2 separate regions of the Homo sapiens genome follow, and region 1 is linked to region 2. Evidence: chromatin contacts called from ENCODE Hi-C or POLR2A ChIA-PET data. All regions are on one chromosome and are shown on one strand. The core of a region is the stretch at or near the end of the contact, and the rest is flanking DNA. Distances in the headings are between cores, read along the strand shown.

Region 1 (4,090 bases), core at 316-2,815, 170 kb after region 2:
ATATTATTTCTTGTAGGAATTCTGTGGTACTAATGTCACGAGATTCTTGGGCATCACTTCACCAGCCGGGAACTTCTGTGGCCAGTGGCACCTTTGCCCAAGTTTTGCTTGGGCCTGCTGGGCTTGCTCCACCCACTTGGCCTGGCAGGCTGCACTCAGCTCACACTACCAGCCTGGATCCCATGCCTGCCAAGGATGAGCCAGGCACAGAGCGGTGAGGGGTGCATGAGCAAGCGTGGGGTCCGGGCACTGCGCACAAGTCAGGAATGCTGGCTGTGGCTGGGCACGCAGCTCCCGGTGCCAGCACGGGTGCCGGCTCCCTGCAAGGTTGCGGCTTGACCAGGTGTATTGCAAGCAGCTTCCATAGCTGGCACCGGGGACAGTGGTGGTACCCAGAAGCTTGGAGATGGCAGGAACCGCGGAGCCCCAAAGAGGGTGTCACAGCCCTGGCCTGGGGACGTCCTAGGTCTGGGCTCCCTGAAGGACTGCAAGTCTTCTCTCCTTCTCTCTTCTCTTCTTCTTGTCACCTGCTACATGATGAGCAAGGGACATGTTTCAGTCCTGTTTGTGTTACAGCTCTTTTAGCCCCTCTGTTCGGTGGTTCCTGAGTTCTCGTCCTGTGTCCAGGAAGAATGAGGTATGTAGACAAATGAAGGGTGAGCAAGGCAAAGAAGAGTTTTATTGAGCAACAGAATAGCTCAGAGGAGACCCACAGTGGGCAGCTCCTGTGGTGTTTAGCTCCTCTCCGCAGACAGGGTGTCCTGACAAGTGTCGAGCTCTCAGTAGATAGGAGACCTTAGGGTGGGTAATTCCTCTCTGCAGTTGGTGGTCCCATCAACTCTCCGAGTCTGGCTGAGTGGGTGGGTCGGGGTGGAGGCGGTTACGGGCTTCAGAGGGAGGAAGTGCATGCTGATCAGTCCATGGGCAGCCGTAGATGGGCCCAGACAAAGCACCATAGGTTACCACTTCCTCTGTGGGACAGGCAGTCCTGCCCCCAGGCTTCAGGCCTTCCTTGCTTGAAGGTGGGGTTTCACGGGGGACCTGCCCCTTTCTGCCCAGGAGCCTGTCTGCCTCCGGCTGCTGTTCATGGTGCCCAGGCTGTTCGTGCTGAGGGGAGCCTGCAGGCCAGTGACGAGCTACCCTCAGCATCACCTCAGCCTCCCTCCTGTGCTCATCGGGGCCCGAAGTCTGGGGGGGCCTGAGGCAGCAGGGGGCTGGCGTGTCAGCATTGCCTCTAAAGAGCACACACCCAGCCGGGTTGTGACAGTGCCCAGGGTTGGCCTCAACTTTGCTCTGAGATCGGAGTCGGCGCTGGGAGCAAGGAAAGGCCAGGCAGCGGGAGCACACACTTCCGAGCCTGCAGGAGCAGGGGACCTTCCCGGGCCTGAGAGTGCAGAGATGCCAAGGTCCACAGCCACAGCTTGGGCAGCTTCAGCTGCACCCTGTAGGGTGGGGCTCCTGCCTGCTCCCGGCCCCTAAGAGTACAGGGAGGCCTGGGTCTGCAGCTGCGCCCAAGGAGTGCGAAGCTTCCACCCTGTCAACTGAGAAGGGGGTGGGGCTTCTGTCCCGGCTCCCACCGGCTACACGCAGCACAGAGCCCTAGCCACGCCTCCCCGAGTGCAGCTGGAGTCATGGCAGCAGCTGCTCTAGACGGGCCACCGCTGCCATCACTAATCTCTTCTAGTTTCTATTTGCTTTTCCGCCTTTCAATGGGCTCACCTATTGCATTGTGTGGGTGTTCCCTCAGTATATAAAGGTACGATCCTTGATCTTCATTTCTTTTCTTTTACAGCAGCCGTACATGATCCCATTTTTATCAACAGCTTTATCTTATATTATGAGCTATATTTCCACGTGCAGATGACTTCTCAATCTGTATGTCCAGTCATCTCCCGTTGTCATTTCCTTCAGTCCATTCTGACCTTTATCTTTTATTAATAAAAAGAATGCACTGCTTCCTATCTCTACCTCATTTAAACACCCCTGATGTTTGTAGGATACAGGTCAAACTGTTTAGTGTGGTGTAAAGTCCACCAGCATCTGGATTCTCATCTTCTACTATTCATAGCTGCATGTACTCTCCTCCAATCATATTGGAATTCTTATGATAATCTTTTCTTCTGCAATATTTGTGTACCGTTAGCCTCTCCCCTCCACCCCAGCTCAAACTCTGAAAAAAGTTTCATGACCATGGATTGTATAATACAGATATTGAAAATACTAATATCAGTCTATTTTGTAATCACCTTGTTGGTGCCTTGAGGCAAAGCCACACTTTTCTCCCTGAAAAAGAAAAAAATGTGATCATTGTCAAACATCTTGGGAATTTTTTCAATATGGGACAAGCAATAAGGTATGTGTTTGATCTGGGGATTGGAGAAACATCTTACTTCCTCACGACCAGGGACTTCCAGGCATGGTATTAATCTAGAATTCTAGGTTGAGTGTCCACAATACAAATTCTGATGTGAGAGGATTTGCATGTAAGTGGTTTATGGAGAGGAAATAGGAAAGGGTACAGGAGAAGCAGGTTACATGAGGGGAAAAAAGCCAAGAAAGGGTGTAATTTCAGGTAAAGTCCCAGCCTGGCTCTACCCTCTGGGGAAGTCTAGAGTGTATATTCCACCTCAGACATTGCCCTGCCTTGAGGCAAATGGGCTTGAATTGCATCTGCTTGCAGCAGCAGTTAGTCATTGGCTACAGGCTGGGAAAGGTGGATAGGAATGAGGATTTGTAAACTCCAGATACTTCCAGCTTTGCTTCTGGCACTCAAGAGCAGGCCACTGAAAAACTGCAGGTGCAAGCAGTTAGTAGATCACAGAGCTGGGAATGGCATAAAAAACTGGCAACAGAGATGTGAAGGAACACCAATGGTATCCAATACACCTGGTTACGGAGAAGCGGGCTAGGAGGCAGTATAATCACAGACCTTGACCTTTTTACTGCCAGCTGCAGTCATAGCAAGAACAGTAGAACACAGAAGAGACAGCTTTTTGAGCAATCATCTCGGGGCAGTAATGGAGTCCTTTGTCCTCAAGTGGCCATGCCTAGCCCCGCTACCAAGTGATGAGACATACCAGGACTTGGACTTCTGGGCCCCAACTAGAGGAATCACCAGTGGTTATGGGCAGCCCACTGTGCTCAACAGAGAAGAGACTTTCTGAGGGTTATTAGTAGTAGAGCAAAAGCCTGGGGACAAAATAAGCAGGCCGGAGAGGGATGCCCAGACAGAGTAATTTCAAAATGCATGCAGAATTATATTGCAGAAAACTTAGAAGTAACTAGGAAGTGGAAGAGACTCTTACAGGGAGAGAAGTCAGTAGAATCTCTGAAATCAGTTAAAGTTTGGGCTACACTCCTTTTAAGTACTGGTGAGAGACTTGAATTATCAGTCTCTAAACCCCCAATGGCTGTGTATTATCCAAGCATGATCCAAGGAATGCAACAACAACACCTATCTTCTCCTTGGGCTTTCGGACCCACGAACAATGTCCCAACTTGAATGAACACTTTTCTAATTTTTCCTAGACTCAGTTTCTCCCTCCTCTGTCCTTAAAAAGCACTCAGCAACTTTTATTACAGAATTTGCTACATTGTACTACGGTGGTCAATTTAGATGTTTGTCTATCCCAAAAAACTCCTTCAGGAAAGAAGCTACTACTCACCTCTCTTTCTCAGTATTAAACATACTATTTGGATTATAATACAGTCTTCATAAACACTAGTTGAGTGAAGAAAGCACATGGAACCATGATTTTCATCCTTTTGGGAAGGAAAAGATATCTCAGAATGTGATGTGAACTATGAAACTTCTTCCAGAAAAATGCACAAACAGAATCTTATATACATTAATATGGAAGAATTTCTCAAAACAGTGAAAAAAGAAAGTGATCCAGGTGGCTACTAGCATAAAGCAAGTCTTTCAAACTCAAGACTAATGGTAGAGATCTTCCAAAATATTTGAAATCCTGGTATGTTCTAACTCTTACAGTATACTAATGAGAAACATTTTAGGAGCTCGCTTCCAGATTACATGCACCAGCTACTTTGGAGGAAGTTCATAAGAATTGCAATTAGTGAGAAGCGAAGC
Region 2 (3,933 bases), core at 373-2,872:
TGTAAACCACAAATAAAATAATGTTCAAATATAAGTACTTTTGGTCCATTACAAATGTGGAAGATATATACTTATAATGAGAGGATAGAAAGAAAATACCTTAACTCTTATTATGAAGTAAGTTCTCGATGCTAACATAATATATTGAAAAATTCTTAAATATATATGACAAGTGAATCTATCTATCTATCTGTCTATCTATCTATCTATCTATCTATCTATCATCTATCTATCTATCCATCCATCCAATGGGAGAAGATGTAAAGTGAAATAGCCATAGGAAGAGGGGAGTAAGCATAAATGGAATTGTTGTACATCAGCAGACATGACTGTGATTCATTCAGAGGGTATTCAAGAAGAAGGGAGAAAATGGTTATAGTATGGCATTAAAAATATTATAATGGAATACTTTGCAATTGAGTGAGAGAATCTAACATATGAATTATAGGGCAAATTAAAAAAATTATATGGCCTCAAAAAAATCTGGCATACACAAAATGACAGGTGAAAAAGATAACTTTGGCAGAAGAACTGAACACTTACAGGAAATAAATGCTGTAACTTGGGATTCTAGGGAGATTCATATCCAAACAGGGAATGAGGATTACACATAAACCATCATAAGACAAAATTCACAGTTTAACAAGTCAAATTGTAATGTTACATTGAAATAATACATTGCAATAATACATTGCCTTACTTCCAATTATATCCTCCAAGTTAGTATGATTTGGTCATGAAAATGACAAAAAATAAACAGACAATGAAACAACAAATTCACTTGTTGGACCACCTTAATGATCAAATTAAGCAATAATACACAAATTCTTTTGTACAGCTATCACTCAACAAATATTAATTGGCTACTCTTTGCTATACATCAGAACAAATAGTTACCATACAAAATACCAGTTGAACACAGAGTACTTTAAAAAATTATTCTGCACAAATATTGCAAAAATCCATCGAAGTGTTGAAAGGAAGGCAAGTCAGATTCAAAAAATGTCATGAGTGAAAAAAACAGATTTAATTGGGAACTGTAAATAGAAATTGAAAAACAACCAAGCGTCATGAGGAGTTTTATTTGGGAGCTTCATTATTTATGTGTTCTTTGCCGACATGTAGAATTTGGAGGTGGTAAAAGTTAAAGACAGAGGAAAAATTTCTGTGTAATAGGAGTTGGTCATGCAACTTGTCTCACAGCCAGATGCAAGTGCAGGTCTGAGGTGAATAGAGAAATTGACCTATGGGATATGTGCATTCATTCAACTTTTTTTTTGAGTCCATGCTATTTTGCAAACACTCTCTAGGCAATGGGGTTCTAACATGAGTGAAGCATGGCCTCTGCAGTCAGTGAGGCAGCCATGCAGTAAACAGCTAAGTGGCAAGGCAATGGGGGTAGCCCCATGGAAAGCGGAAGCCCAATGGAATGAGGGGTGGAAGGGCCTCGAAAGCACATGAGATGAGAGGCAGAGACTAAATGAGGAAAGAGGCTCAGAAGCCAAGAAGAGAGAGTTGTATAATTGGTTATCAGCCGTGTCAAATTCTGTACATAGGTCAAGGAGCATCAAGATGGAGAAGTGCCATTGCGTTTTGGCAGTGAGTATGTTACTGGAGACCTTGGCAAGGCTGGCTTCTGGGAAGTGGCGTGGGTTAGAGCAGGACTGGATCAGGTTCAGGAGCGTTTTCACTGAGGAACTGAATGCATCTGGTGCACTCTAGGAGTTGGGAGAGGAATGGTGGGGAAACAGTTGTTAGAGGGTGTAGGGATTTCTTGAGACCCAGGGATATCTGAGACTCAGCAGGATCCAAATACAGACTTTTTAGCTCTATTTTGTGAAAAACAGAGCTTTTCCCAGCAGCAAGGAAACAGCATTTACATCTTGAAGCAGGCTTTGTTGAGCTTGTTTGTTCTATCTGGCAATGAGTCACTGTAACACTGACCCTGCCATTGAAGTCAGCAGATTCTATTTGGAGAGCTTTGTGATTGTGGGGGGAAGTTGTTTAAAAAGTTAACAAAAACATCTACTCTCCCTGATCTGCTAAACACCTGTGTGCATTAGTTTTGATGACTATTAGCTCAAGAGCATGGGAATGCTATTTTTGAGTAAAAAAAGGGAAGCCTCATCAGAAGAAGTTAAATGTACATGACACAGGAAAAAGTTATAATATTTTCTATTTTGGTTTCTACTCATTTGAAAAGAGTTTTAAAGAGAAAAGTGTAATAGTTCTGCCGACCGCCAACCTCAATTAAAATGCTAAGTACAAGTTGCAGTTTCCCTACCTCTGCCAGAGGGAATATGTCCAAAGTGACCAGCCACCTGTTTCCTTTTGTAAGAGCTCAAGACTGCGGCCCCGTCCAGCATACTCCTCACTGACACTAAATATCAGTGTGATGATGAATCAAAAGTCAACAGCAGCAGAGCTTTATTTACCAAGAAATGACACTTAGTAAGGTCATCTCTTTTGGAGAGGACATTGCAATCATTTAAGTTGATAAAGATATTGGTGATTTATCAACCTCAAATAAGGCATGAGGAACATGCCTGTTAAGGGGTACCCAACTTGGCTGTTTCCAACTTGCTTAAATATATATGCCCACAGGCTGGCTGATGTTTGAGATGTTTGAGGGATAGTAATAGCACATGGTCTGTGATGGCTTAGCTAGGCACAGTGAAGGTCATAGAACTAGAAACTTAAGAATCAATTATGAAACAGGTTAAAGTTGCAGTCTATAAGAGAGTGGCTTTGGAGGCAGTAAGACTTGGGTTTTAATGATAGCTGTGCCATTTACTAGCTGTGGGACATCAGTCAAATAACTTAAATTTCAAAGGCTCTGTTTTCTCATCTATAATATAAAATAGAAATAATAGTAGTGCCTCAGGGCTGTTTTAAGGATTAAATGATAGCACGTGGAGCATAACCCAGGACCAGGCATACAGTAAACGCTTCATAAAATGATAGCTATTATATATCTTAAATCAAGCATCCTCAATTCCTTGTTGATAAGAAAAATAACAAACCACTAGCATTTGGTTAAAACCATGAGAGCTAATGTGAAAATGGATGTATTAAACAGCTTGCCATAAAAATGCTACATTTTTTCAAACAATTGAGATATGTCTAAAAGAAAAGAAGTGAGCACCATAAAATTGAACCTAATCTAAAGGGATTGAAGCAACAGCATTTTAAACAGCAAATAGAACCCACAAAGAAAATCCAAAAGTTATAAAAGTTTTATTCACTTTTACAATTTAATAAGATTCTGATTTTACTAACATTAAAAAATAAAATCATCTCTATTAAATGTAAAATTAGCTTTATTATACATATAAAGAGTCTCACTGCTGTTGTTCAAATTAATAGTAAAAAATTATTCCAAATAAGTTCTATGGGACATATTAGCAATAGTCAGATAATAATCAGTGCCCTTCTCTCCACATATAAAATGCCCTACTTCATTTTTAGAATAACTTGATGGCTGAAGCTCTTCACCACATTATCTCTTTTATAGTTCCTAGTTCACCATTTAGTATGGAGGCCCTAGAGCCCTCTCTTCCATCAGTTCCAGGCTTTCTGCCAGTTCTCAGATTCCATGTTTAATCAGAATCCCGGGCTCTCCAACCCCAGTCCGTATTATCCATTTTTCCAATTCTTAGGGGAAATTTGCCACTTTGAAACATGTTATCTGCAAATAGAACCCAGAAACAAAGACCTTAAAGTTATAAAGAAAACATTGGTAATGTTTCAAGGAATGAATGACAAATAACGAAAGCCCTTTGAATCTCAGCAAACACTGGGCTTCAGTTACACCCTTAAGGAGAACCCATAAATTCATCCTGCTGTCCCCCAAATGGACTTGCTGAGGAAAAAATGGACTTTTTTTTTTTTTTAACCACATATAAGCTCTATTTTTCTAGATAAGAAAGAAAA

What was found. Hi-C counts contacts between places; a loop is a spot of excess contacts on that map. ChIA-PET counts read pairs that join two places held with the same protein, here RNA polymerase II (POLR2A). Pooled maps may share reads with other maps.
Region 1: a map of gastrocnemius medialis shows a loop between it and region 2 (2.4-fold over the local background). The contact joins two enhancer-like sites. A Hi-C loop is called at or near these places in 1 of 168 maps with a recorded cell type or tissue (gastrocnemius medialis) and 1 of 50 pooled maps. POLR2A ChIA-PET finds 5 or more read pairs at or near these places in 1 of 52 experiments (activated CD4-positive, alpha-beta T cell).

What each region holds. Positions count from the first base shown.
Region 1 is chr21:15,289,151-15,293,240 of GRCh38, forward strand. No RefSeq gene overlaps it. Among named protein-coding and RNA genes, the nearest start is that of LINC02920, 220 kb to the left of the region's middle. RefSeq lists enhancers at 1,308-1,837, 3,984-4,090. Within about 2 kb of position 1,566, at least 2 of the 41 ENCODE cell types and tissues checked have a DNase peak (open chromatin) inside an H3K27ac peak, as active enhancers do.
Region 2 is chr21:15,120,074-15,124,006 of GRCh38, forward strand. LOC107985483 (a long non-coding RNA gene) reads right to left here. Exons shown (of 4, transcript XR_001755094.2): 2 at 2,285-3,688. Among named protein-coding and RNA genes, the nearest start is that of LINC02920, 55 kb to the left of the region's middle. RefSeq lists an enhancer at 1,142-1,658 and a silencer at 2,235-2,529. Within about 2 kb of position 1,623, at least 11 of the 41 ENCODE cell types and tissues checked have a DNase peak (open chromatin) inside an H3K27ac peak, as active enhancers do.